Regions from separate parts of the Mus musculus genome. Here region 1 is linked to region 2. A link is a loop called in an ENCODE intact Hi-C map of the cell type or tissue named here. Cell type or tissue: left cerebral cortex. All regions are shown on one strand. Links, peaks and the distances in the headings refer to the core of each region. The heading gives the core; the rest is flanking DNA.

Region 1 (15,661 bases), core at 2,918-10,917, 54 kb before region 2:
TAGTCCAGATCATTTTGAATATCAATTGGGAAACATTTTCTACTCTGAAATTGTGTGAATTTGTCTGTCTGAATTTTTCTTAAAGTGTCCAAAGAACTTTATTTACAGTGACATGTGGATTGTGTTTGTTCTGATGGGGGTTATGGATAACCTTAATTAAGGAAAAGGAGTTCGGTGTGGATAGGGGAGAAAGAGGAACATAGAAGTGCCTCACCGATGTTGCTGTGTTCACAGTGACTCTCAGCCATTCTAATCCCCTTGGATTTTTTATCTACCAAAACAGCTTGGGCCCATCAGCAAATTGCAGTGGCATATGGTCCAGGTTTACGGGTAATCTGGCAGATGATTAAGGCAAGGGAGATGCCACCCTTTAGCAAAAACTGAAAATATCACGAAAAAAAATCTTAGTGAGGCTTCAAAAGTCAAAGTGAAAAAGTTATAATTATTAAATTGTTCCCCAAAACACCACTTTTGATGTTTTTCAAATTAAAATTTTCATCAGATACAAAAAGTTATTGGGGACATTTTTAAGAAAACAAAGCCCTCGCTTAAGCTATCCAGACGTGGTTCTCTTCCTGAGTCTAGAATCACAACTGTATGTTTTATAGCTTGTAACGATCTTTAGGAGCCCACATGTCTGCAAACCTAGCCTTTGTTTAGAGGAAGATCAAGTTTCTACCCCTAGCAATCTTATTACAGTTGACCATGTTATAGCGAGATATTCCAATGAGACAATTTAGACATTTCAAAGAAAGACATGATATGACAATTAACACAAAGGCCAGCGCTGTCTGAAATAGCCCTGCCCCTAATTCTCAGATTGTAGCAAATATGTAGGTACAAATTTTAGCCCTATATGACCAATGACGCCATCCTGAAGGAGCTTAAAATATATCAATGTTGAGGAACTCCATCAGTGTTTCAGGTTTAACTGATCTTCAGTTAGACCCAGGTCCCGGTGTTGCTATTGCAGGTCACAGTCATCTCCCATGATGTTAGGGCAGCAGGGTGACATGCCAGGCATTGCACAAATGATAGGATAGAGACTGAATACAAACTTCTAGAAAATCTATCTCAAACTTTGGGAAAGAAGAAAGACTTGTATTACTTTTTGTTCTACTAAGACAGGTAGGAATTTATACTAAGGTAAGAAATCCACACTAATTTTTCAGGCAAAATTATGTCCCAGTAACCTAGAAACCTGCATATGAATCCATCACTTTCTTCCACTTATCAGGTGTCCCTGAACAGCTAACACACAAGAATGTAAGCTTTTTGAGAGGACTCTTGAAATGTCTCCCATTTTTTCATACACAACACTTGTATGGTTACTGTCCTAAATATTCATCCACTACTCATTAATGTAGACAAGGGTATATGTACCTGTGTGTAATTCCATCCTCCAGCCAGTGAAAACATTTTCTTTTGAAGATCCTGAATATCAGCTTCCATCTACGTTTAAATAGCCATCGAAGTTACAGGTATCATCCATACCTACTGACAATCTGGCTATCTTATTTTTAGGTTAACTTTTATATCTGTGAGGTCCCCGAGTATAGCAGCTAATATTGGTTTCCAATTTGACAGGATCTAGAAACATCTAGGAGAAAAACTCCAGGCATAGTCATGAACAATGATCAAGATTAGACTCACTGCTTGTTATGACTGAGCGTTTTCCTCATTATGTTGTCTCAGGTAGAAAGACCAACTCAAAACTTGGACAGCTATGTTCTCTGGGCTTGGCCTCCAGACTTGGTAAGAAGACAAAAGCTAGCTGAACTCCAGCACTCACCACTCTGATGCCTAACTGTAGACACCATATGACTAATGTATCTATCATGCCCAATATGCTTGTCATACTAGGACTCCCTCCCTACCATGGACTCTACCTTCCAACTGTGAGTCAAAAAAACACTCTGCCCTTAGATGGCTTTGGCACAGCAACAAGACAAGTAACTAAGACTCCGGGCAACAAATTAAGTAACAGAAGAAAAAAAAATGTGAATCTTGTTACCTCATTTGACTTAATGCCAATGTAGTCTTCAGAGTTAGAAGCAGAAGCAATTTTGCAGGTGATTTTCTTAGTCCAAGCATCAGAGTCTCAACTCTAGCACACAATTTTATTTCTTATACTCTAGCCTAGTGAGTAACAAAGATGTTCATAACCGAATAGTTTTATATACATTTTGTGCATACATGCATATGCATTAAATGTTCCTAAACTTGTAATAATATCTATTCTGTGAAAGACAGGCCAAGTTTAGCTTCGTTGTCTTCTACTCTTTCACCTTACAAAAATATTAGTGGTCTTTAAGGTTCCAGAGACTTCCCCTACCCACAAGCTTTCTCGTGTTTCTCCTGTTTTCTCCTCAGGGTTGGTTATTTCGAAATTCCATACTGATCCATCTTTGCTACAGCATTCATGTGAGGAGGAAAATGTATTTTATTTCACTCTTAGCAAAGCCATTGTAAAAAATTCCAGCTGGGAAAAATCAACTGGTAAGCACTTGGCCAGCTGCAGAATCACCATAGCAACATGGTCATCACCATCAAGTCAAGGCCTCTGGGTTTTGAGGGTGCCGACAGTATCTAGCAGTGTGAACTGACATAGTGAGCAGGCATGTGAGAATCAAGACTGCTTTGGGAAGAAGCTGAGTATCTGTACCATTTCGCAAAATCAAACAGAGATAAATCAACCATAAGTTCTTGGAATTGGAGCAAAATCCTCAGGAAAGCTTGAAAATGCATTTGGTGAAGGTGGGTAGGAGAAAGGAAGGAGAGAACAGAGGATGACAAGCCCTCTCCTACAGCGGAAGGATTCCAGTCACTTCCCCCATCTGGAAGTACCGGAATGGATTTTGATGACTTACATGGAAAGTTATTTAGGTAGAAGAGTGCTACTTCGCAGTCTGGAATTTGAACGTTTTTAAGATCTCAGCATGAGAAAGCTGTAGGTCGGGGAGGATCCTGTGTTTTGAAAGTGATTTTCCTGAATTCCTCATGCGTTAGTTCATATAGAGAGAGCCAAGAAGACCAAAGAGACACTAAGACACAAAATCCCAGGGCAAACCCAGAGACAAGATAAAACAGCAAGTTTGGGTGAGATAAGTGCCTAATAGACAGAAGTTCCTAATAGAGACAAGACCCAAAGACCATGCTCTACAGACTTGGCTCTGTCTAGTTCAGGCATTTTTCTTCTCTTCTACCCATCTCATTCCTGTTGTTAATAACTTTCTTTCTTACCCTCCCGCAACTTGAAAGGTACTGACTCTTCCATTCTTAGTTTCCCCCTCACTCTCCTGTCCCCATATCCCATGTGCAAAATAACCTTCACCTGAATCAGGCCTTTGATTCTTCCTTCCTTATTTGTCTCCTTCTACCTCACTTGTTTGCTGTAGCCTCAGCATGAGCGATACCACAAGCCCTCCTACTCAAAATGTATAGGATGGGAATATATCACCAAACTGGTTTTCTCTATATCACTACAAGGCAATGGTGATCTGCTGGCCCTTAACATTTCCAGAAAATCCTGTTGTGGGTTCCAAACGAATCTATCTCTCCCTCCACAGATCAACCATTCTTAAGTGCTTTTCGAAAGCCTTTCTTGTGTGCTCTCATCCTTCACTCTCAGCCAGAGGTCCCCAGCTCACCTTCTACAATGAAGAAAAACTACAATCCAGTGAAATTGATTTCACATGTCGCCACTCACACCCACGTGTTCACTATATCTGTTCTCTCTCACCTTTTCTGTCTCTCTCCCTCTCCTCTTCTCTCCCTCTCCTCTTCTCTCCCCTCCTCTCTTCTCCTCTCTTCTCCTCTCCTCTCCTCCCTCTCCTCCCTCTCCTCCCTCTCCCTCTCTTCCTTCTGTTTCACATAGAATACTCACTCAGACTCTGCAAGTAAAAGATTCTCTCCCTAACTACCTCTGAGTGTCTTCTCCTTTAAAATAAATAGTGAAGAAAGGATTTGCAGTTGAGGGCTTGGTATTTCACCACTCACTCCTACCACAGCACTGCATGTACAGATAGCATGGCCAGGCATTCCAAGTTGCCTGAAAGTCTCTTAGATTCTATCTGATTTCTGTCAGACTCACTAAAAACAAGAATTTTTAACTCTTGAATCTATACATTTTTTAAATGCCAATTTATGCAATCATATTTCTTTTTTTTTCTAGCCCTAATATCTTCACAGCACTGTAGCCCATGACCCTCATTCTTTCTTTCAACTCCCTTGACTCCAGGAGCCCAGCCTCACCCTTCATCAGTTACTTCTCTTTGTCTCTTTTGTAACTTCCAGTTCTCCAGCTGCATAAAAGATTCAGCATCACTCCAGGGCTGGTCTTCATCCAGTCTTTTTGGATAAAGTACTCATGCTGGTGGGTGGTGTCAACTGCTATCATTCTCAATTGTACATCTCTAGCAGGGATGGCTTCCTCAACCCTTACATGAGACTACTTGTGGGTATTTACACTGGAAATCTCAAGATGATGCTGTAAATAAGACCTATCTCAGCTGAATGGTCTACCCTCCACCCCCCAGATCACTTTCTTTCCGTTGGCTCCTCTGTGCAGGATCACACTTATTGTTGAACTCAGTGATCTGAATGTCACCTCTGACCTACTTTCTTCCGTTGCCCTCCTACTCATATCAAGGCATTCTCACTTTTACAGTGATCTGTCCTCACCCACACTGCTCTGACTACCTTGCTTTGGGACCATCCTTGTTTTTAACTCTCCTACTCCAACATCCTTTCAAATGTTCTTCCTATCTCAGTTGTAATCCCATTTAACCCATGTGTCCTCGTACCACCTGCTTGATCTTGCTGTGAGTTGTACTGATAAATCCACAATGACTTCAGGCATGGGCTCTGATAGGTTCACCTTAATTTGCATGCCCAGCCCGTGCACCCACACATGACTTACTCTTAACAAGGAATTCCCGGTGTGAGCCAAGCTTCTCCTACTTTTTATGTTTCTTCCTCTCCTTGGAAAGACTCTCTTAACACCTTCCTCATCCAAATCAATCGCACTTGCTCTTCCTGTCTGCGCACCCGAGAGGCTTCCAGCAGGATTAGCTGCTCTGTGTTCCCTGCACCATTGGCCTTTTTCCCTCCTAGAAATCATCATCTGCCGGTGCAATGTTGTTGCCCATCTCTTCTGTTAATCTTTAAGCTATAAGACATCATTGCTTCCATTGTGCGCAAATAGGCATTCTATAGCTTGTTAAGCAAACTACTTAGTGGCTATCAGCTAATTAAAAAGCTTTTTAGCATAACAGGCAAGATACCACTGGGGGGGAATTTTACTAATATTTAAAAATTTTATATTTACATATAAATATTTTAAATATTTATAAACAGTTCGCAAAAACTTGTTTTACAAACAATTTATTTTTGTTAGATTAGATTTAAAAATCACATGGAAATTGTGGAAATACTATCTGCTACTTGGCTATTTTTCAATGGTTTATGACTTCTGCCTTGTGATTTAAAACATAAAGCTCATAGCTTATTTTTCTTCCTTCTTTATTGCTTGATTATTGTGCTCTATTGTCTGTCTGCTGTGGTCTTGGGAAGGTTGCCGCTGTGCAGTAATCCAAGCCTTTGGGAATGTACATGAGTCAGGATAAGACTTATTTTCTGATTAACCACCCACCTGCTTGCTGAAATGTTTCACTCCCCTAACACTTGTTTATGAAATAATTTTAAGCTAAATAATACTTTATAAATTCTAAGAATATGTTTGCTTTTAACATTCAGAAAATGAGTAGTAATTTTCCTTTTTCCCCCTTCCTTAGCGCATTTGTGAAATTAAATGCCTTAAAATTTCTTTAAATGAAAGCATTAAAAAAAAAAAAAAGTAAAGGTCTGGGACTAATGTAGGACAAAGAAGATTCTAGCTTCAACCATTTTATTCCAGTGGGGAAGTATGACGTGGACACTATCAAGAAAGGTAGAATTTGGAATCTAAGAGGTGATTTGAGGTAATGTTGAATAATGGGGCAATGTATGATTATTGCCTATAGCAACAATAACCACCCAAGAAAACTACTGAAACATGTCATGATTCAGTTGGAAAGTGAGAGAAGCTCATGAGAAGGAAAAAAAAAAAAAAAAAAAAAAAAAACAGAAAGTCCTGTTTCCATAGACTGAGCCTTCCCAGACTCTCTCCATGAAGAATGGCAACATTTGTCCACCCTCCATCACTTCGACCTTCACCATCTGCTGCTCATAACTGTGCAAGTTGCTGGACTAAGAAGGAAGGACTACATATTTTCAAGTCAGTTTTTAGGACTGTATGTGTCAAATCATGCCTTAGATGTTGTCTGACGAGTATTATTTTTAGGAAACGTCAAATGAGTTACTCCCAGTAAGCTTTAGGTAAGCTAGCTAGGTAAACTTCAGACTGCATGGGCACCTGGGCCTGATGCACACACAGAGATTTCAGCAGAGTATTCTGAGACCTCTCAAGCAACGAAGACACAAGGCCACTCAAAGCCAGCTGACACCAATGTGTCCTACTGGGACAACTGCTGACTGTCTTTGCTACAGTATTATAGTATCCCCATAGTGGGGGACATGTGGAAAATCTCCAAACCTTCTTCTTAATTTTGTTGCAAAATGGTCTAAAATATAACGTCTTCAAATGTTTTTAAATAGTGATAGTTCAGGTTACAAGGGTTGAACCAAAAAAATGAGAGATTTTTATGAATCAAAGACCAATTAGATTCTTAAATTTCTAATTAAAAACTCATGGCTCATTTCACTGAAGTTTTCCCCATGTGAGATCAAGAAAAACATAACATTATTTGATTTTAATTTTTTCAGATTCCCACTATAGACCAGACTGGAATCAAAGTTTTCTATGCCCCTTCCCCAGAATCTAACAGATGGGATTCTAAAGACATAACACCACACCCAATGATCATTTATTTGCCTTTTGAGCACATTTTCGTATTGTTTCATTGTTTGTTGAGTTTAAGAACGTGAGGCAAATGGCTCAAAATCAACAAATTGATTTCAAAAAATATTCTAATGCAATAGTGTTTCAAGCTGCTTCTTAATGTTTGAATGCACACACGGAGAGTCCAGCTAACAATGGGAACTTTACAGGAGTACTGAGCCTGTGATGAATCATAAGATAATGATGCTCATTCTGAAAGCAGAAAAGATTTTTCATTCTCATTTATAAATTCACTGGCACCTGTGACCAACAGTTTGCTATAAAGCAAAATTCAGCATAAGGCAAGTCCATATTGAACCCTATCCAAGGGGGTTTAATTACTGAATCACCAAAAAAAAAAAAAAAAAAAAAAAAAAAAATCCTGTTATAAAATGGATTTACCCCAAAGGCAGCCAGATGGCCTAGTTCCAATGTATCAGAGGGGACAAAAAAGTACATGTAACATGTTGTTTCCTACCCAACCCCCAAGATATTTATTGTGTTGCTTAGGGGCCTCATAACACAGGTAATAGAAAGAGGTCGGTGCCTGTAAAAATAACACCAGCTTCAAGACACCCTCAGAAACTGAGCAGAATCTCTGAGGCCTAAACAGGCATCAAGGGAAGAAAGTCCCTCTAAACCAAGTTTATTGTTTCCAAAAATGCTAGTGCTACTTGCCTTCATAGGCAACTGTATCTTAGAAACAGAAAATTTAATTGACTGAAATGCACTGTGCAAAACTTAGAATGGAAATTGGGTTCTCCACCTCCGCAGCACCTTTATTTTGGGCCAGAAAGCTTTGGAAGGACAGCAAGGAGTGTCAACTGGCTATTGGCTTTCTTCTGTGTTATTCATTCATCTTCTCAAACCCACCAGAAAACATTTCAGCTCAGCGGAAGTTGCAGGACGGGTTAGGAGTGCTGCTCGTGGGGCAGAAGTGAAGGTGCAGTGGGTAAAGGGCTTGCTACAGTCAGGAGAACAGGCTCACCTGTAATGCTAGCACTGGGTTGGGGTGGAGGGCAGGTCCCTGAGCTCCATGGCCAGATGGGTGAGCTTCAGGTTCGGGTATAGACCTTGTCTCGTATAAAATAATGTGGAGAGTCAATGAGACATGCAATGTCAATCTCTAGGCTCCACAAACGTGAGCATATCTAGACAAAGCAGGCATGCACATATATCCCACCTCCACACACACACACTGAGACACACACATGAACACACACTGGAACTGGAAGTAGAGAGGAGGCACTAGAACTTGAGAAGTCAGCGGAGTTTTCACATGTTTTGAGATGAAAGGAAAGGCAGGCTTGAAGTCCATGACCGCCATGGCAGGGAACATGGCAGCAGGCATGGCACTGGAGCAGTAGAGCGCTTATATAGGGAAACAACCACCAACTACAAGCCTATTGGAATAGTAAGCACCTTTTAAAAGCTCAAAGCCTATCCCCAGCTACATACCCTCTCCAACAAGCCACACTTCCTAATTCTTCTCAAGCGATTCCACCACGCTAGGATTAAGTCTTAAAATGTGAGGTCTTTTAAAACCACTATACCCTGGTAGACAGGTTATTGATGAATACTTGTGGGGGGGAAATATAAATAACTGAAGCAATAAATCTGTCTAGGTTATGTGTCTATATATTTAATAAAATTCACAGCACATAGCCACAACATATCATACATAATAAACAAAAGATAAATTGATTTGCAAGAAAATATATTAGAACCCCAAAGTGATTAATATGTTGACTTTAAAAATAAAGAAAATGACCCAGGAATAATGGTACACCTTTCATCTCAGCACCCAGGGGGTTGAGGCAGATGGATCTCTGTGAGTTCAATGCCAGCTTGGTCTGTATAATGAGTTCCAGGTCAGGTGGTACTACATAGTAAGTCTTTCTCAACAGATTAAAAATATATATCCCCTCAAAAATATATACCTATGAAAATTTCAATATTATGTTACTGTTAATGGAATAACAAGGGCATAATATTTATGTTCATTTACCTATCTTTGAGTTCTACAGTATTTTAATAATATCCATACTATGTGGCTCTCTCTTATCCTCATCTTACTTCTAAGTCCCATTCCTGAATATTTTCCTCTAAAGGGAAAAATAATTTTAAAATCTCTCAAGTGAAACCTAGTTACGTATATTACATACTCTAATGAATTCCAAAGATATAATGAAAATCATTTTTCTGTAGCAGTTTCTAACTGCCATCCATGAGACACCTAGTTTAGACTACATCACCGAGATGGAAAAAAAAAAAAAACAACTAGACAAAAATGAACTAACCAGTACCCCCAGAGCTTGTGTCTCTAGCTGCATATGTAGCAGAAGATGACCTAGTTGGCCATCATTGGGAAGAGAGGCCCCTTAGTATTGCAAACTTTATATGCCACAGTACAGGGGAATGCCAGGGCCAAGAAGCGAAAGTGGGTGGGTAGGGGAGCAGGGCGGAGGGAAGGTATAGGGGACTATTGGGATAGCATTTGAAATGTATAAAAAGAAAATATCTAATAATAAATTAAATAAATAAAACATAAGAAAAAAGAAAGAAAAATAAATAAACATAAGGAAAAGAAAGAAAGAAAAAAATCTCTGAGTAGATTTGATAGTACTGATCTATATTGTCAGGGGAGCAAATTTAAAAGTGCCAAGTTTGTATAATAATATCTATTATCAAGAAGATACCGATTCTTAACCAATGCACTGAGGAGGAACACTGAGGTCGCTATAGCCTCCATCTTACTTGGAGAAAACACAAGCAGACAAGAAAGAGCAGCCACTGGGTACCGTCACTCGGGGCCTCAGCCCTAAGTGTCATCTTCTCCAAAATAGCCCCAGATGGCTGGATATTCACAATTTGGGCATTACTAATTTTGCTAAATGCAAATTACCAAGGATGAAAATCCCAGAGATGAAAATCTACATTATATATTTATCCTTCACATAGAAGGACCATGTCTGCATATATCTATAAACAAGGCTTCAAGTTCATGCACCTTTATGATATCTAGCGGCATAATTCTGGGAAAACTGGTGCCTTGATTTCTCATGTTGTGGGGATTTCAAACCCATAAATAGAGAAGAAATTGCAAGTGAAGACCTACTGGGATTCATATGCAAGTATTTCCCCCCTCAAAGTAGAGAAAAGCCTCGAAGATATGGGCACAGGGAAAAAAAAATTCCTAAACAGAACAGCAATGGCTTGTGCTGTAAGATCAAGAATTGACAAATGGGACCTCATGAAACTGCAAAGCTTCTGTAAGGCAAAAGACACTGTCAATAAGACAAAAAGGCCACCAGCAGATTGGGAATGATTTTTACCAATCCTAAATCTGATAGGGGACTAATATCCAATATATGCAAAGAGCTCAAGAAGCTGGACTCCAGAAATTCAAATAACCTCATTAAAAATGGGGTTCAGAGCTAAAGAAAGAATTCTCAACTGAAGAATACCGAATGGCTGAGAAGCACCTGAAAAAATGTTCAACATCCTTAATCATCAGGGAAATGCAAATCAAAACAAACCTGAGATTCCACCTCACACCAGTCAGAATGGCTAAGATGAAAAATTCAGGTGACAGCAGATGCTAGCGAGGATGTGGAGAAAGAGGAACACTCCTCCATTGCTGGTGGGATTGCAAGCTTGTACAACCACTCTGGAAATCATTCTGGCGGTTCCTTAGAAAATTGGACATAGTACTACTGGAGGATCCCGCAATACCTCTCCTGGGCATATATCCAGAAGAAGTTCCAACTGGTAACTAAATCACAAAAGAAGTTATTAGATAGGTACTCACTGATAAATGGATATTAGCCCAGAAACATAGAACACCCAAGATACAATTTGCAAAACACAAGAAAATCAAGAAGAGGGAAGACCAATAGGTGGATACTTCATTCCTCCTTAGAATAGGGAAAAAAATACCCATGAAAGGAGTTACAGAGACAAAGTTCGGAGCTAAAACGAAAGAATGGACTATCCAGAGACTACCCCACCCGGGGATCCATCCCATAATCAGCCACCAAACCCAGACACTATTGCATATGCCAGCAAGATTTTGCTGAAGGAACCCTGGTATAGCTGTCTCATATGAGGCTATGCCAGTGCTTGGCAAATACAGAAGTGGATGCTCACAGTCATCTATAAGATGGAACACAGGGCCCCTAATGAAGAAGCTAGAAAAAGCATCCAAGGAGCTGAAGGGGTCTGCAACCCTATAGGTGAAACAACAATATGAACTAACCAGTACCCCCAGAGCTCGTGTCTCTAGCTGCATATGTAGCAGAAGATGGCCTAGTCGGCCATCACTGGGAAGAGAGGCCCCTTGGTATTGTAAACTTTATATGCACCAGTACAGGGGAATGCCAGGGGCAAGAAGTGGGAGTGGGTGGGTATGGGAGCAGGGCAGGGGGAGGGTATAGGGAATTTTCAGGATAGCATTTGAAATGTATATAAAGAAAATATCTAATAAAAAAAAGAAAAAGAGAAATAATAAAGAATAGGAAAGTGCCGGTCATTTAGCTTCATCATTAAACAACCCATCTGTTGGTTTTTTATTTTCTCTTTCAAATCTTGACGTGCAGGTCGGCTAGCTTTGAAATAACTATTAAAAATACCCATGATAGCTTATTTATAGAGAGAAAAGGTTTATTTGAGGTTACAGTTTTGCAAGTTAGTCCATGATTGGCTGACTCTGGGGCTGGCTTGATGATAAGGTAGATGATCATGGTTGCAATATGTGTTGCAGCAAAATAATTCATCCAGACAGAGAACACAGAAAGGAAAAGATTATGTCCTTCAAGGGCATTCTGCTAACCACCAAAATACCTCCATCTCTTGCAGGTCCCACCATCTCAAAATAGTTTGGAGCTGTGAGATCATAGCATGTGGGCCTTCAGTGATTTTTCCAGATCAAGACTCCACCAACATTCTCACAGCCTTTACAACTTCAGACAAGCCATGACCCTCTCCATGACTCTGCCTTGGTATTAAAATAAGGAATAATAGCAGTATACCACCACCACCCCATTGTTTGTTGTAAAAATACAAGGGCTTCACAGAAGTATTCTGCCAGTATTTGGAATTCAGCTCTTAGTGCATAAAATCTGTAAGCAGAGCACCATACAAATGTGTGTATGAGAGAAAGCAGGTGTTAAAAAAAAAGATGTAAATGTACATCAGGAATATGATCTCTAGTCTATATGCATATTAGTCCTTATGACTGTCTAAACAGACTCGTGACTTTTTAATCAGTTTATTTGATATAAACTTAAAGTTGCAAAGTGACCACTGGCCTTCTACATGTGTTTAACATTAACAAGCAAATTCATAAAATAATTATAACCCCACCCTTCCCAGAGAGACTACAGATGAACCACCCATCTCACACAATGAAATTGAGCATATGAGGCCAACTCTGTGGCCTAGGGGTCATTCTTAAACTGTGACTACAAAACAACAGGAATGAGCTGCAAAGCTGAAGAGTGTCCACCCTGATGGCCAAGTTCAAACTCCCACAGATGGCTTGAAGAGGCAAGAGACCTGATGATTCATACAGGGTTGAAGCTGTGCTTTTCACAAGGCCAGATCCTCCTGGTAGTTACTGGATATCTGTGTGGACCTAATCAAGAGGTCCTTGAAGAAGACAAATGCATTAGTTGACCTAGATCCATGGCCAAGAAAAAAAACTGATGATGAGGGTCCCCCTCCTCTGCATGTGATCCAACAGATTTCCAAGGATCAGATTAAAATCACTTACCTCACCCTGACTTCTTCCTGTTCAGATTCTGAGGGTGACATAGCTTACCCCTTATCCCTACTCTTTTGCAATGTGATTTACTAGTAATTTCATGTATGTCATTTAATTTTACATGCATTAAAACTTTTTGTTTCCCTGCTGTTTTAATAAGAGGACATACGTATATAACAGTCACTCAGAAGATGTGCTGGCCACCTGCACCCTCAGAAATGCCTATCTATCAGTATCCACCTGAGAACCTTGTCCTTCCTTGTTTCTGTGCTTTGATTCCCATGAACACAGTGACAGCTAGGCATGTTCTCCTACATGTCTCCTATTGAGAACATTCTCTGATTTACCCATGATGCTGATGTATCTTTAGTTTCGTGACTGCCTTCTCTCATCAAATTCCCCTCAACACAGAAGGATAGTATCACTTGTTGTACTTAGCTTTCCTGTTTATTGACTCTTAGGATTTAAGTGATTATGTGTACAGTTTAGTGATGTATGTTCACGTGTATATGGGTAGATTACATTAGAATTGTTTATCCTTATTAGGGTGTGTTTTTATTTTTAAGAGCTGAAGATAAAGCTTTTTCATGTTTTCAATTGAAAATTTATAAAATATATTGTGATCATCTTTTCACATACCCCATCTCTTTCCCTACTTCCCCACCCATCTAACTTAATGCATTCTCTCTCTCTCTCTCTCTCTCTCTCTCTCTCTCTCTCTCTCTTACACACACACACATACACACACACACACACACACACACACACATACACACACACACACACACACACACACACACACACACCCCAAACAGGGAAATTTTTAAAAAACAAATAAACCAACCAGAATTACTACAAACAGCATAAAAGGTCCAGGAAGCACATACATATATACAAAACAGCTAATAAAAACACAAAATTGGAAATCTTAATATATACGTAAAAGACCAGTAAAAAATAATAAAAATAAAAAGCAATATGAGACTAAACAAAATCTACAAAAATGTCATTGAGTTTGGCTTGAGTTAGCCATCTACTTGCAGGACATGAAGCCTGTCCTTATGTGTATTTTATAAACTCAGGGAGGGGTCACTATAGAGCACTGATTGGTTTTCTTTGCAAACAGTTGTTAGTTAGGGATAGCTTCTTAGTTAGAGATGGGGGGTGGGGAGGCTTGTGTCTATGTAGGAATTGTTCATGCTGCCACAGAGTTCATAAGTGTGTTAGTGCCATTGTGTCTAAAAAGGAGGCAGAAAGATTGTAAGAGTCGGAGGACATAGCTAACACCAAGGAAGCAATGTCTTCCACGCTCAACTGCTTTTCAAAGCTATATGCTACTCCATCATTCCACTGGCAGTGTAATTGCTCTATTTAACACTGTCTGGTCTGTCCTTTATCAATTTTAATTCTGTTATGGCAAAATATTTAATACAACACGAACCTTGTTGGCAAGATTTTGAAGTATCCAACAGTTTTATTAGCTATAGGTGCAGCACTATACAGCAGTTCTACAAAACTGAATCATTTGTTTAATTAAACTTTGCACTTGCTGATTAGCACCTTCCCTTACCCATGAACCCCATCAACTTATGATCAACACTTCATTCTTAACTCTGATTTGATTGGTTGATCCCTCTTATACTCTGGCTTTCTTCATGCTAAAGCTGATGAGCTTCAGGTACTTCCTCTTATTGCTTTTCTATTGTATTTCCCTGCTGACAATTGAAGTCGGCTAACTTCTCATGTGCTCATTTACTCTAAGGTACATTTCTATGAAGTGTTTCCCATTTTTATAGATTATATCTTTGTTATTTAAATGTAATATTTCCCATATGTGCTAGACACAGTTTTTGTTGTTAGATTCATGCCTTGTGCTTAAATTCTCCTTTGTAACTATTTTTCACTTGTACAATGGATTTCAATGGTCAATTTTCTGTATTAATTTTATGTTGTTTCAATTGCAAATGTCGTATTGAATAATATATATTATAATTATACTCTGCCATAAGTTATCAAAAGTGTAAGGCACACTAATTTGTTTTGTATATTTTCTTATTTACATTGAAATTACAAATAATTTATTATTTCTCACATTGTCCTCCCTAAAAATACTTTTACTAAGAATATTCTGTATATTCCTCCACAAATTTTCTAAATTTAGACTGCATGCTTATTTATAATTTACCTCCAATTTTTGTGTGTGTGTGTAGACTATGAGGTAAGAGTCAAATTTATTTCAAAACATGCTACTGAAATATTTCTTGCCCTTCCGGTCAACGCCAGTACCGGGTCAATTTGGGCACGGAGTTGGCAGACACCCCTAGGGTCCCCTGGAGGACTCTCCCCGGGATCTTGGGACCACTGGTGAGTGGAACACAACTTCTGTTCTAATCCAGTCCCGTGGGCCCTGAGACAGCATTGGGGAAGCAGAGAACCTGGCCTGACCAGGGTCATGGGTCCCTTCGGGTAGGTGCTAGCACCTGGTCACCTGGGCATGGAGTCAGCAGACACCCCTCACTAGAGGACTCTCCACGAAATCTTGGGACCTCTGGTAAGTAGAACACAACTTCTGTTCCAATCCAATTGCTCAAGACCTTGGACAGCATTGGGGAGGCAGAAAACCCAGCCTGACCAGGGTCACAAATCCCTTCCGGTTGCCACCAACACCAGGTCACCTTGTGTGCGGAGTCAGCAGACACCCCCAGGGTCCCCTAGAGGACTCTCCATGCGATCTTTGGACCACCGAGATTACCAGATGTCGAAAGGCAAACATAAGAATCTTACTAACAGAAACCAGGACCACTCACCATCATCAGAACTCAGCACTCCCACCTCGCCCAGTCCTGGGCACCCCAACACACCCAAAAGCTAGACCTGGATTTAAAAGCATATTTCATGATGATGGTAGAGGACATCAAGAAGGACTTTAATAACTCACTTAAAGAAATACAGGAGAA
Region 2 (15,661 bases), core at 2,948-10,947:
ACTAATTCAGAGATCATCCTACAGTACAACTGATAAAATACCAGATGAATGAGTTATTGCTGAAGTGTACAATCACAGACTGGCATGGTGATACACACTTTTGATCTCAGCACTCTAGAGGCAGAGGCAGGTGGATCTCTGTGAGTTCTCAGACAGCCTAGTCTACATAGTGAGTTCTGTGAGTTCTAGGACAGCAAGGGCTACACAGACAGACCCAATCTCAATAAACAAAAATGTAAGTAAATATATATATATATATGTATATATATATATTTCTAAAAATTAAAAGGAAAAAGAAATATTGAATCAGTTTTGAAATTTAAACTATATAGGCAATATTCTCTGACTCCTATAAATGATTTTTTTAGTAGGGATATTGAAACTTCAGTTTAACAACACACTGATTAGTGACCTATAAAGCAAAACGCAGTGGTTGGCTTGCCAAACATCATGTCTACAGACCTACATGCCACTGCCCACTAACTTGCCTTGTAATTAATCAGTAGCTACCACCACCCCTTGGGCAAGAGTCCTCCTGCTTTCCTTTGTCATATGGATTTTCAAATGCAGCCCAGCAACTGACACAGCAGAGAAGTGGACAGATCGCGGGCTGGAAACGTTCTAAACCGGGCAACAGCAGGCATCCTAGAGAAGCTGACCTTGATGTCAGTCCTGAACACACAGCAGATGGCAGGAGGTTGGGTCTGTTTCATGGTGGAAGCCACCAGCAGACAGAGACAATGGAGGGAAGTAGATATGCCAGTTACACAGCAATTCTTAATTCCACATACACCCTACCTGGGCAAGGGAGGAACAGCCCCGCCACTGTTCACAGCAGGATGCAGAGGCTTAAATGGGTGCAGTTAACATGAGCATTTATTCCCCTCTCTGTCCATGTTATTTAATCAGTCTTTGAAAGATGCTCCTTCACACAAGAAGCATAGCCCTGCCGCATATGTTGTGAAAATTCCAGCAACCAAACCAAATCAGGGATTTCTCATTCATGTCATTAAATATGAAAATGAGAATGTAGAACACTTGGTACAGATTTTTTTCTGAAACCAGTGTTTTTAAAAAGTGCTCAAAGTTGGCAGTAATTTTTAAAAACTTATAAACATTTGTTAATTTTGGATTAAAAAAATAACACAAATATTCTTAAAATAATGAAACCTGGAGCTGGAGAGATGGGTTAATAGATCGAGGCACCTACTACTCTTGCATAGGACTCAGGCTCTGTTCCCAGCACCCACATGGTAGCTCAAAACCACCTGAAACTACAGTTACAGGTGGTTGCATGCCTCTTCTTAATGCCACAGCCTCCCACACACCTGGTATACACAAATACACTCAGAGCAGGCACATATGCATGCACGCACACATATACACAATTAATTAAAAATTAGTAATGAAACTTAATAAACTAACTTTAATTACCATTCCTTGTTAACAGTGAATGAGGAAAGTCATCTGTGTTTCATTAATGGCACTATTCTTCCTGAGGTGAAAGACTAAAGTAAGTAGTAGTCTATAGCAAGAACAGAACACAGGCATGCTCTGGAGTTGGGAACACGAAAGATGAGAAAGCTGTAACTTCAATAAAGGATGGTGATGATATAAATTCTAATGTTTGTAAAGTTTGTGCTCCGTGGATTGAACTTCAAAGCCTTATCATGTAAAGAATTTGGGGGTGTGACACAGTTTGTATAGTGTTTGCACGAGGAAAAGAATCTGAGTTTGAGCCCAAGAATCCACATAAAAACAAAAGCCTGGCCTTGTGGTATGCATTTATGATCACAGTCCTAGGGAGGAAGACACAGGTGGTTCAGGGCCATTCACTATTCAACTATCCCAGCCTCATTTGTGAGCCCCAAGCTAGTGAGAAACCCAGTCTCATTTTAATACTCATGGTTCTTGAGGAAAGACACTTCAAGATCTACCTATGGTCTCAACAGATATGCAAATGTACACACATACACACACACATGTACACACACAACTTGTCACTTGAAAATACCCCTTTGATGACTGAAGCAAATAAATCAGGTATTAAATATCATGTAGTCTTACAATGTAACTGTAAAGCTGTTGCTGAGGGGCCATATACCACCAAACAGCCTGCCACGACAGACAGAAAGGCTGTGAAATGACAGTATCCTTTTATTTGAATGGTACCTATATGGAAACCCAACAGCAACAGTGTAGGTTTTAGATTGAAATGTGGAATGTATGTTTTTTTAATCACATTTTTTCCAGCAAAATCAACACTAATCTTTGGAACTTGGAAAGCACTCAGTGAACATTATGGCGTTGGCACCCCCCAAGAATGGCCAATTATATCCGCATTTTCAAACAGTCTCTTCCGAGAACACCAGTGCACCTGGGAGAATGACAGCCAGCTGTGCATTCTATTTGGTGCTGTTGAAATCTGTTTTACAGACATAACTTAACATTCTCGTTCCCACTCCAAACGATGATGGCACCGAAGCCTCGGATAATGAAGAAAACATATTTTATGTGGGTTTTTTTTCAGTGCTTCTAGTTTTAAATAACATCTTAACATATGTTTAAAACAGAGCATATGGAAATAAGAAAAAGCAAATCTGAATTCCAGGCACAAATATTGGTTTAAAAGATAACACCATGCAAACCTATTGCTTTTATAGTGATCTCGAATCATGTGTATCAAGAAAACTAGACACCAATGGAAGCACAATGGTTTTCTATAATCTTACCATCCCCCAGGGACTCACAACGTCTATAGGTAACATCCCAGTCTTTGGGGGACGTGAACCTCACCTCCACAGTCAAAGGGATTATATCAGAGCTTTGCATATATGGCTAAGATCAGCTTTCACTGATCAGCAATAAAGGACACATCTAAACCAGTCTGTGAGTAGCTGCTGCAGCTGGCAGGCAGCATCGGGTAACTACTACGTCTGCCTGGCAGTTGGATCAGGTAGTGTCTATGAACAGGAAAGCCCCTCGGAGCCGAAGTCTAGCATACAATTCAGCATCATTTCCCAATTCTCCAGACAAAGAGACTTTTGGAAGGAGTTTTTTTCTCTTATTGCTCTGCATTTGTATGGGAAGAGACAATTTATGTCTAAGAGCAAATGGGCTTAGGTAGTAGGTCCTTAAATAAATGTCCTACTGTTTTTTTAATTTGGAGAGGTTAAAAATTAATATTTAAAACAATGGCTGTACCAACTATCAAGATTATGAGATCAATGCTGATTGCTATACAACTCAGTTAAGTAACAAATATTTATAGATGAGAAATTGCATACAGCACCTTAAGCATAGACAACCTAACCAGTCTCATGTCTCTGTTACAATTTTAAGGGTTTTAGTTAATGGGTTAGCAAGAAGTTTTATTTTATCAAAATAGAACAAGCCAACCACCTCTACCTACACAAAACAATTTTCTATATCACATTTCTAATATACCCAACTCAATCTCAAGAGCTCTCAGTTTTGGCCCCACCTTCTCACAAACTACATGTCAACAACACAGGCAGAAGGTCATGTGTGCTAACAAGTCAGGAAGAGGAGAAATTGCCACACTGACGCAAAGGATGAGTTCTGGCTTCAAGCTGAAAAGGGAAAGGAGGATTTATAAAGCTCTGTTAAAGAGTTGCAAGCTAAAGTATCTATTTCATTGCAAAAATACATCAGCTTCATCAAACGAGACAGCTGCACATAGCACGTCTATAGATATTTTTAAATGAACTAAGATGTCCGATTACATTTCTTCTATAGAAAATCTGTTGTGAAGTTATTCTATCTCACCCAACATAAAGCCTTTGTATTTGTATCCCATGCCAGTCCAAATGCCTGGGAGGGGAAAAACAGCACTCTTGTGTGTACAGAAATACTGGCAGAAATATTCACAGTAACCAAAGTACAGAAGCAACCTGTGTCTACTAGTAGACTTAAAAAAAAAAAGTAAGAAAAACATTTTTATACAACTTATTTCTTTAAAATGAACATAATTTTAAAGGAAAAGAAAAAAATATATGTGGTATATACAAAAGATGTTATTCATCATTTAAAAAGAATATTTGGTCATATACAACATAATTGGGGGCACTGGGGGGAAAAAAGCTGGCTGGTGAGATGGCTCAGCGGTTAAGAGCACTGACTGCTCAAATGAGTTCAAATTCCAGCAACCACATGGTGGCTTACAACCATCTGTAATGAGAAACAAAACAAACAAACAAACAAACAAACAAACCTATGGGCCAGAGCAAGTGGGGCTGGAGCAAGAGGGAGAGGTGTGGGGGAGAAATTAAAAAACAAACAAACAAACAAAACAACATAATTGAATCAGGATGACATTGGGCAAAGTCACAGAAGCTGAACACAGAAAGATAAGGACAAGATGATCACACTCAGAAACAAAATATTTTCTTAAAAGTCAGACAGAGCAATTAGGTGATGGCAAGCAATGAATGCTGAAGGACAGAAAGGCAGAGGGAAATGATAAAGTAGGTTGAAGGATACAAACTCTCACTTAAAAAGGTGTTTCAAGACATACAGTGTGGAGGTTGTAACTAGTAATACTGCATTACCTGCAAGATATGAGCTAAAAATATGTTTGGTGCTGCCGCCCTCCCCCACACACATATGAAGAAATAGGAGGAACAACAATATCAACCAACCAGACCCTCCAGCGCTCCCAGGGACTAAACCACTAACCAAAGAGTACACATGGAGGGACCCATGGCTCCTGCTGCACATGTAGCAGAGGATTGCCTTGTCCGGCTTCAATGGGAGGAGAGGTCCTTGGTCCTGTGGAGGCTTGATGCCCCAGCGAAGGGGAAGTGGGTGGGTGAGTGAAGGAGCACTCTTTTAGAGGCAAAAGGAGGGGGGATAGGATGGGGGGGTTGGAGGGGAGACAGGGAAGGGAGAGAACATCTGAAATGTAAATAAATAAAAAACAATAAAAAAGAAAGTTTGCAGCCAGGCGTGGTGGTGCACGCCTTTAATCCCAGCACTTGGGAGCCAGAGGCAGGTGAATTTCTGAGTTCGAGGCCAGCCTGGTCTACAAAGTGAGCCAGGGCTATACAGAAAAACCCTGTCTCGAAAAACCAAGAAAAAAAAAGCAAGAAAGAAAGAAAGAAAGAAAGAAAGAAAGAAAGAAAGAAAGAAAGTTTGCTATAGAAGAGGGTGAATATGTGTTTGATTTTAGTAGTTATTTTATTATATATAAATCATTTTAATCACATATATAACAAATATATTAAAATAAGAACTATAAATTATTTATAAATTAAAAAGTAAGGAAGAAATAGAAGCTTAAAAAAACTATCATTATCCAATCATTCACCCTTTGGGATGGCTATCATCATTTTTAAAAATGAAGAAATAGCAGTTTGGAGTGGATATAGAAAATTCAAATCCGTGTAAGTGGCTAATAGGAAATAAAAATGTATGTGGTCTTTCTGGAAGTATCCGGAAAAATAACCACAGAAATGCAGAGTGAACCAGAAATGCTCTTTCTGATGTGGCTCTAAAGGACCGGGGACCAAGAAATCCTACATCCATTATTCACAAGAAGCAGAAAATAAACGAGCAGAACAGGAGTGTCTATTCAGGGATCAATCAGTTTTAAAGTTAGATCTATGGATAGAGTGTACTATTCTATTCATCCTCCAAAACACGAGTCTACGACTCCCACCTTCCCCGGCCAATAAAATTTCTCCGTGCAGGTGCATTCTATATACTTATCCTTACTTACATGGAGAGATAAATGTGGCTCTCACCTCACATCAACAGAGTTTCCTTTGCAACAACTAGAGACTACCACAGACATCCATAATGGTCAAAATTCAAAGAATAACAGCCAACCCCAAATTATAGACCCATGATACAGACAACTCCTATACCTGACACCAGGGAAGATGGGGTTTGGAAAGAGCAGGAAGACCAGGATATCTGCTGCCTTCTAGAAAGTCATCTCCAAGGGATGAGCCTCCTGTTATTTTGTCCAAACCCAAGCATCTAATCTTGATCACATTGGTGAAACATTAAGTGAGCCCACCATGTGCATGTGTGTGTGTGTGTGTGTGTGTGTGTGTGACAGTAACAATAATAATAAGGCTATAATGATATGATATAAATATAGTTATGTGTGTATGAACTTCAAAAAGATAAAACTTTAACTTCAAGAAAAGGGAATAAAATTCTAACATTCCATGCTATAACATGGTTGCACTTAGAACAAGTCATACCACTGAAATAACCAATCATAGAAGAGGGATGCCACACATGGGTAAACCTAAAACTGCTACACACACAAGGAGAGATGACACAGTGGCTACTGGGGCCGTGCAGAAGGTGAAGGACTGTTCTTTGGCAGGTATGAAATTTTGGTTGTGCTAATGATAAAACTTCTGGGAATGTATAAAAGTCATGGCTGTAAAATATGAATGGATTTGATGCTACCAAATGGTACATTTTAAAATGAGTAGCATAATAACTTTTGTGTAATGTACAATTTAACAAAATAAAATATTGTTATTAAATATACATATATATATATCATTTTTAAGTAACTGAAATGTGATTATAGAATTCAGCGATGAAATGAATTTAAGATATACAGGTGAAGAAAGGGTTCAACAGGGGAGAAAGCATAAGACAGTGCAATGAAAAAATATATTTTTTCAAATTATCAAAGCAAAACATATTGTTATGAATATAATAAAAAATTGAATCAAAAGAATTAATTTCTCTAAAGTTACTGAGACTTTGGCTGTAAAAAAATAAAACTTTTTTAAAAAATTAACTCCCCAATTAACTTTTTAAAATATGATGACCTTCAATTACAAATTATTATATGATTATTTATAAATATGACCATGTTTGTTTTATTTATCATGCAGTTGATTCCCTATCATGTAACAAAACTGTTGATGGCATGTACATACTAATGTTTAATATGTGTTTTCACAATGCAAATATTCAAGAAAATGCATACCAGTTTACAAGTCTACTAAGAATAATATGGTAGAAATATTACTGACTTGATTTAAATAGGATGCTTAATGGAGTTGGAAAACTATTTATTCTGCATAATAGCTACAAAATCCATGATTGAAACTAAAGCACTTACCCTAACAGTTGAGAGAGGAGGGGGTGGAAGGCTGGTTTCCTGCCCATCCTACGCCTGCCCCCAGTCAGTGAGTAGAAGATTCGAGGGCTTTTGCTGTTGCCAACCATCTGGCAAATGAAGATGAACACAACCAGGCTCATAGACTAGGCCATCAGGAAAAACAATCAGTGAAGAGCCCAGCACTTGTGATTGAATGAGTACTGCTGTGCTTAGCTGTTTATGATGTAGCTGCAACCACCAACTTCCCATCAACACCATGATGGGCCAGGATCTTCGAGCGATTCTATGGGGCCTCTTCTCCTTAAGCTAACAGAGGAACTGCCATCAAGATTTTTTCCACGCCAACGATGCTGAATATCCAGAGAATAGTAAATTGGAACTGCCAGTGGCAAGCGTCATTTGAGAGTAAAATTTGAGGGTGGGCAGTGTGATACATTTCTGTCATCTCAGCATTGGGAGAGACAGCTGCAGGGGGATTGATACATGTTTGAGTCTAACCTTGTCTATATGTGAGTTCTCGGCCAGGCAGTGCTCTGTGGTGAGACTCAGTCTGAATTTCTCTTTGAGCCTATAGTGTAACACAGGGTAGCACGTGGAATAGTTATGCTCATTACGCCCTAAGATTTTATATGATCTCCATTTGGTGTTGAGTCTTCTGAAGAACATATTCGCATGTTAATCTTCCTAGATTGAGCTGTGTGAACGGTCCTTGTGCTCAAGTGGCTGTAACTGCTAGAACCAATGGTTCCTGTTCTCTAGGGCTCAGGAGTGTCCTCAGGGAGCTGTTTCTATAGTGCTTTTCTGAGTCCCCTCTCTGTCTGCTCCTTCCCTCCTCTTTCTGAGGCTGCCACCTCTCTTCACTGTGTTTTATCTTCCCCTAGGGGCCCCCTCTGACCCTAGTTCACCACCTCTGAACTGCCCCAAGAATGGAAACCAGATGATCAAGCATCCGAAAATAGGCACAATTTAAAAATAAACGGCGTAAATGAGCTGAAACTTTTCGGCATCTATTTTTACTGATGAGAAAAACGATTCATCTATTTCCACTCACAGCTTAGGGTGTGTTGGAGGTATGAGAACTGTGGCAATACCATATGGCTTAAAATAATAATGTCTTGGAGAGAGTCTATGGAATAATTCAGCAATCTGATTTATATGTCGAATATAGAGCTATCGTTTCCTAAATAAAATTGTGAAATTAAGTCTACACTTCAACACATTGATCAAAATAGAACTCAGTTCGAGTATCTACCATATCTGCTCAGCCACACCAAAACCCGTATTATGTATATTCACTATCACATGAGAAGCACCCTCGTATTCAAACTGCATATAACTTCTCTCGACTTGAAAACCTAGCAAAATGTGTGCTTTGTTGTATTCCCTTATTTAAATACTGGTTGTAACTTCTTTTGCATTTCAGAGGCTAAAAAAATAATTATTATATTTGATTTTCCAAGAGACAATGAATCAATAGAGATGGCTCTATATGTCTCCCTCACCAAATTTCGCTTATGCTGACAGTCTCTCTCTCTCTCTCTCTCTCTCTCTCTCTCTCTCTCTCTCTCTCTCTCTCTCTCTCTCTCTCTCTCTCTCTCTTTCTCTCCCCTCTGTTTCCAGATAAATGCCAGTCATTTGGACAGGGCTAACTCACAGAAGGTGCAGCAGGCACAGATGGTACTAATGCATAAATGTAATCTAGCAAAAGAACGCCAACGCCAAGCCATAAAAGGTTCCAAGTAACTGCAGTGCACTTACAGGAAGTCTGTGATTGGCAAGGTTAACGCCGCGACAGTGAGGGCTCACTGTTTGTTCCCAGAGCAGCACTAGAAAGTCTCAAGGAGATGAGCATATCTCATGTATGTGCCACAAGTGCACTCATTTACAGAAAGGATATATCCTTAGAAATACCAAGGTGCACACACAAAGCACACAGACACATTCCTCCTGCCTCAGTTTGTATAGTAGCTGTCTTACAAGTGGGCATGTGCTAATAAGAAAAACCATTAAATAAAGATACTATGATCTTTGCTATTGTCTGAACACATCCATATATTGAGTTGTTTTTTTCTTCATAGTACTCACTGAGACTGTTATAGTTTACCTATGGACATGTCAGAGTATAACTCCTTCAGTTACCTTCACGAATATCCTCATTCATGGGGCAATGTCTCATACTAATTTTGAATATTTACCTACTGTCTGCCTTATGAGCTAGCAATTAAATCCATAAGAAGAAAAATTCAATGTGAATCTTGTTCATTAATTCCTCCACTCCTTTGTAATAAATCATACAGTGGATACATATTAAATGAAATCAAAAAATGAAGAAACTCATACTCTTATTTAGCATCATTTGGATACTCACGGGAAACTATTGCAAACCAAGGACAAGGATACTTAGTTCACTCTTTGTCTTATTCTCTCTCTCTTGCCCTCTCTCTCTCCTCTTCTCTAAGCATGGAATTCCCACCAGCTATCCATTGTCTAGGAAAATGCAACCATACCTTTAACATTTATATTTTGTTAAATGTTAAATACAAGCAAAAGAATAACAGGGCTAAATTTGTTTAAGAGTCTTGCTTTTCCCTGTTCTTGAAGACTGCTGCAAAAATAAATAAATACATACATACATACATACATACATACATACATACATACATAGGGAGATAAATTCAGCAGAATACCTAGTCTGGGAAACTAGGAAGACAGGTGATGTATAGAGCTGGGTGGGGGTGGGGAGGAGAAAGGACAGGGAGGGTAAGAACAGAACAGCAGTGCAGGAAGACTTTCCAGGACAATTAACTATAATGCCCTCATTAGCTTTAACTGGATAAAAGTGATCTATGTGGCTTGAAAAAAAAAAAAGAGATTTCGCTTTCATTTCGTTGTAAACCCATGAGTTTTACTCTCAAATCTTTACCTCGAATGTGAAATGGCCAAGTTCTAAATGGCCACCAGCGTCTAGCCATGAGTGGCACTGAACAATAAGGTGCTAACGTTTTCCTGTGTGTATGCACACAGAGGATGTGTTTCCATCTTGTCTAAGCAGCACCGTACGCTCAGGAGTATGTTGACTACTCTGCCTCTGCAGTATCGCGGCAGAAATAACAATGATTTATTTCTATCTCAGCAGTTAGTGGACAGAAGGGTCATTTTGATGGCAGACCTTAGCATCCCTGGCATACAACTGCCCTTCCTGAAGAGAAGAACTCGAACATTTTCAATTTTAAAAAGCACCTTAGAGACTTTCACTTGTGCCCTAGGGCCATCATCACATAAAATAAGGTCAACTGACCACAAGCACAGTGGTTGCCAATCTGATGGCATGCCAGCTGAGGAACAGGGAGGTCGCATATACGGTGTGGATCCACTGCACAGAAGAATGGTGCATGTCCGTCCGTGGCAGACACAGCAACACCCATGATATCATCCCTCAGAAAAGTTAGGAAATTCAACATTTAAATGTTTCCTCCTGAAGGCCTCCATTTAATACTTGAAGAGTACAGTTGACTTCCAATAGCTGAATTGGTGGAAAGGAAACCTTAAATAAGAAGGAAGCCTTAAAAAATTGCTGCTTTGTATATAAAGATCCCATCCCTAATGTGAAAAAAATATAAAATATTCAGAGTACAGACAAAAGAACAATCACAGACATGCTTAGTAAATGCAACATGGTGGTTGCAAATGCCTTGTAAAATAAATAAAAAAGTATACTTTGTTTTTATTCCATTTAGTTATGCATATTGTGATGGAATTCACTGTGAAACCTGTGTGTGTGTGTGTGTGTGTGTGTGTGTGTGTGTGTGTGTGTGTGTACTATGCTGCAATCATACAGTTCACAAACAGAAACGAAATTGGTATTCATGTAGCATAGTCTAAAGCAGATTTTTAAAATAGCCTGAGAGAAAAAAATATGATAATTATTTAATTCTTTGTAGATTGGTAGAGGATATTTTTTTGTCTTACTCGTTCTGACACTTATAATTTCCCCTTTAAAACATTGTTATTTTCTAATAAGTAAAAGAAAAGGTGTTTGCCATATACTACACAGGGAACACACATACAACACATAGCCAATGGTTATGTTACGTTTCCCCTCATATTCCTTTTGTGCATGAGTAATTGCATGTACGTTAATGTGACAGTGCACCTTGGGAGGTCAGAGGACAACTTGCAGGGGCCACTTCTCTCCCTGTGCCACGTGGTGGCAGATCAAACACAGACCCTTGGGTTTAGCAGACAGCCCCTTTACCCACCAATCCTTCTTACCAGATTCCCCTCACACTCCTTATTTTTGAAGCATAATGTTATGGAATCAAATTTGTAGTTTTGAGGTATTTTTCTCAAAAAAATGAACAAACAAACAAAAAAGCTGCATTTTATTATTAAACTTTCCACACGGAAAGAGTAAAAGAAGCTATGGGACCAATATGCATGGATGACTGCCTACACTTTGGAATATGATGACAAGAGTAATCAATGATATAGCTTCTCTGTAAAACCATATCTCTCTTCTCCACCTAGCCTTCATTTATACGACGTGGAAGAGTGTGCGCCCACCTCACAAGGTTACTCGGGTAAGCGTGGAAATGCATGTGATACTCAACGCCCATGAAGAGTGAACACTGAAATGCCATGTGTTACACTACTGTGTCCTCTCAACACACTTGAAATACTTTGATACATAAACTTATTTTCAAAGGAAACATCAAAGTAGATGGGAGAGCTGAAACTGGAAAAGGCTGCGGAAGTGAAGCTGAAAAAAAAAAAAAAGAAAAGAAAAAAAAGAAGAAACATCTGTTCAGCAGCCCCTTCCTGAAAGACGCACACTCCTCTGTAAAAAAAAAATCCTACTTTGGAAGAATTCACCTCTTCATTCTACTAAGACAGAAATAAGTAGTAATGAAAATTTAGATGTGTATGCAGCACACCTCTTAAGTTATAACAGGGAAAGCTTGACATTTTTATGAATCTGTTTTGTTTTTTTAAAAGAAAAATAGAGAGAGAGAAGAGAGAGAGAGAGAAGAGAGAAGAGCAGAGGCATGAGAACAGGTTGAGGAGAGAAGAGGAGGTGTATGGAGTGAGCAAAAAAGCAAAAGTAGCAATTTTGCCACCAGAACAAAACCCCTCACGCTCTAGCTTGGTGGGAACACAGGGTTGAATTGCAGTGTATCAGACATTTCCATCATCCATGTTAAATGTGTGCCTAGCCTCACAGACTTGATGTACCAGGGTAGAGGGATACCCAGGAGGTCCCCACCTGTTCAGAGGAGAAGGGGGGGGGGGGCATAGGGGAAGGATTGTGGGAAGGGGTGACCAGAAAGGGACTAGTGAGTGGGGTGTAACGTGAATAAGTAAAAATAGATAGATAGATAGATAGATAGATAGATAGATAGATAGATAGATAGATGATAGATAGATAGATAGATAGATAGATAGATAGATAGATACTTAGGCAGACACCTATGAGAAGAGAAACAGAGAGTCGTTTCTTTGCAGAGGGTTGCTGCTCTTGCCCATGGTACCAGCCTTTCCTATCTGGCTCTTCCAGTGCCCATGTGTGGTGAATGATGAGTAGGAGAAACACTGTGTCTAAGCCCCTTGAGGTAGCTATCACAAAAGACCAGTTACTGTGTATCTATAAATTAGAGAATTTACTCCTCAACATCATGGAGGTGGGCAATCAGGGTTCATGGTGTCAGAAGATTTGATGGATGCTAAAAGGTTTCTGATTTATTTTTTATTAGATATTTTATTTATTTACATTTCAAATTTTATTCCCTTTCCCAGTTTCCCCTCTAGAAACTCTCTCTCCCATCCTCCCTCCCCCTGCTTCTATGAGGATATTCACCCACCCACCCACTCCTGCCTCCCCACTCTAGCATTCCCCTACACTGGGACATCCAGCCTTCCCAGGACCAAGGGCCTCTCTTCCCATTGATGACCAACAAGGCCATCCTCATTTTTTTTCTTTTTGATGCATATTTATTTGGCAGAAGAAGCCAAGCCTATGGATCCTCCTCCACAGAATTGTTGACCTCATTAATGAAGGCTCCATCTTTGTCCCACAGAACTTCCATAAAGAGCCCACCTCTTAATACCATTAGCTGGGAAAGAAAATTTCCAACTCTGAACTGGGAAGGTCACATGCATTCAGCACATAGAAGGTTTGAGCTACTGTTATTTGTTCTGTCTGCTCCTGAAGCCATTCTGCAGTTTCTCTTTACAATAACTTCAGCACAGGACACAGATATTATTCAATTCCCCATGTTGCAGAAATGAAGCTAGGGTCAGAAATATTAAAAGACTTACTTACACCAGTTCTCTCACCTAGGTAGTTCGGTGCTGGGTCTTTGAATCTCAGATCCTAATGGTTTCTCTGATAATCTTTTGCTTACTGGTTCTCTCAAATGGATTTTATATTTTCAATTAGTCCATTCATTTAGTCCTTAATTTAGACATGCAGAGACTTGATCACAGGGTATATATACAAGTCTCTATTCTTAACTATAAATCTCTCCCTGCTAGTCAATGATTATATAATGCTGAGAAAATGAGTCAGATTTCCTTACATCATTGCCTACATTTATAAAATAAAGATGCTGGACTCATTGAGAATATTATTTAGCAAAGCCTCCTTGTCTTGCGTTCACTCTTGTGTTGGCCATCTTCTGTGCAATTTACCAATTCTCGAATATTCTGCTTTCCTTCTATCTGAAGCCCACACTTTAAAATTATTTCACTACAAATATGTCATGATAAACAGCTAACTTCTATTTGTCTGCTATTATTAAAAATATATATGCTGCTTGAGGATAATTAGAATATATTTTCTATTGGCAAATTGAAGTCAATAAGCAATGATCCTCTGACCTTCGGTTACTGCACAGCAGAGGCCTTCAATGTAAGCACCTCTCCACCTGAGTGTGTCTCCTTTACCCTCGCACCAGTTGATGCCTCCTTCTGTAGGTTCTTCTGTACTTTTACTATGTGTGATGACGTCCTGCCTGAGCTTCCTGGATTGCTTTTGCAACTTCATCAGTTCCAGTACCTTTTCAAACAGTGTGTAACTTGCAATGTATTCATTATTACCTTCTCTTTCTTCTCTACATCTGAACTAAAATTATATGGAATAAACGTCTACTTTATTCTCAAAAAATACCTGTGTGCCACAAATGACATAGCTACTTAGGCACAGTGGCTTTTTATGGGACTCAACTATTCTCTATGCCGATTGATTTTTAGGTGATATGTAACAGTCTTATTTTAGACCTCTGTCATCAGGTTGTGGCCACTGTTAACATGATCACTGCCCGTTCACAACCAGCACTGAAAGTAGTGGCGATACCACAGCACTCAGCTTAGTTGTTGCCCACAAGTGATTCTGAACCTGACTGCCCAAAGATAAAGACACTACCATAATGTCGTCATGGTTCCTACCTAATTCTATAAGACCTTCTTTTCCTTCGAAGATAATTTATTTTGCCATAAAACCTTCACATATAACTGTTGATGGAAGTCATTAGTGAAATAGTTAAAATTTAACGACTGGGCAAAGAATGCAAGCCTAAAACATCAGATGAAGGAAAAAAGTAACACAGAGAATAATTCAAAAGCAGTTGACTTAAGATCATTGTACAACCTTAGGCGAATTCACTTTGAGCTCTTGCCAGTTATTAACACCATGAAAAGTAACAGTCTTTATAAATCTACAGACTTTTCTACCCAGTATCAAATATAGGTAAGATCTAATTATGTTTATTACTTTTTCAAACTACTGGATGGTGCTAGGTGCAAGTACTTAAAGGGAAGAATTTGATCATCCAATCACTGAAATACATTTTTTTATTTTAATGTTTGTTACTAGAAATAAAGAGACTATGAAATGTTCTTTGTTGTTAAGTAACAACGAGTGTGATAAAGCGCAGGCTGAGTTCCAGTTAGTACTAAACACTGAGGTGTCAGTTTTGTCTTGTTTTTGTTTTTGTTTGCTTTTAATCATGTAGTGGTACCCCATAATGCATTGGTTGTAAGCTAAAATCAACAAATACTATTTTGAGGTCTGGTTCCTCTTTTCATCTATTCATTCATCCCAAATGACTCATCGTGGGTATGACTGTAGACCTTCGTATTTAGACAGCCACTGTCACAAGACTAGCGAATGGCCTGAGTCAGCAGGTTCTCTTGATGATTCTAGATAGACTTGTTTCTGCCCTAGGTAGATCTTGCCAGAGGTTGCTACCCATAGGGTTTACAACACAGAAACCTCTAGAGCAGTAGTTTTCAACCTGTGGGCCGCAATTCCTTTGGAGTCGCATATCAGATATCCTGTATATCAGATATGTTCATTTTGATTCATCCCAGTAGTAAAATTATGGTTACATGTAGCAATGAAATAATCTCATGGCTGGGTCTCAACACAGCATGAGGAGCTGTCTTAAAGGGTTGTGGCAGCAGGAATGTTGAGAAACACAGCACCAGAGAATATGTTTATGAACTGCAGAGCACTGACTAAAGGAAGGGAGAGAAAGGGCTATAGGG

The links. Peaks named below come from ENCODE experiments on the same cell type or tissue, not always from the same donor. Only the 100,000 strongest peaks of a DNase experiment are listed, where the experiment ranks them.
Region 1: it touches region 2 in a loop (4-fold over the local background); 2 of 42 quality-filtered maps call a loop at or near these places.

What each region holds. Positions count from the first base shown.
Region 1 is chr5:97,844,860-97,860,520 of GRCm38, forward strand. It overlaps Gm34097 (a long non-coding RNA gene), which reads right to left and starts at 2,098. Exons shown (of 6, transcript XR_389369.1): 1 at 2,015-2,098. In left cerebral cortex, for the core only: no CTCF peak of the experiment used is centred there; DNase peaks (open chromatin) are centred at 4,380, 4,958, 7,145, 7,690 and 1 more place.
Region 2 is chr5:97,898,863-97,914,523 of GRCm38, forward strand. All of the region lies in intron 16 of Antxr2 (anthrax toxin receptor 2), which reads right to left. Among named protein-coding and RNA genes, the nearest start is that of Gm34097, 60 kb to the left of the region's middle. In left cerebral cortex, for the core only: no CTCF peak of the experiment used is centred there; DNase peaks (open chromatin) are centred at 3,672, 7,268, 8,030, 8,397 and 1 more place; H3K27ac peaks cover 744 bases.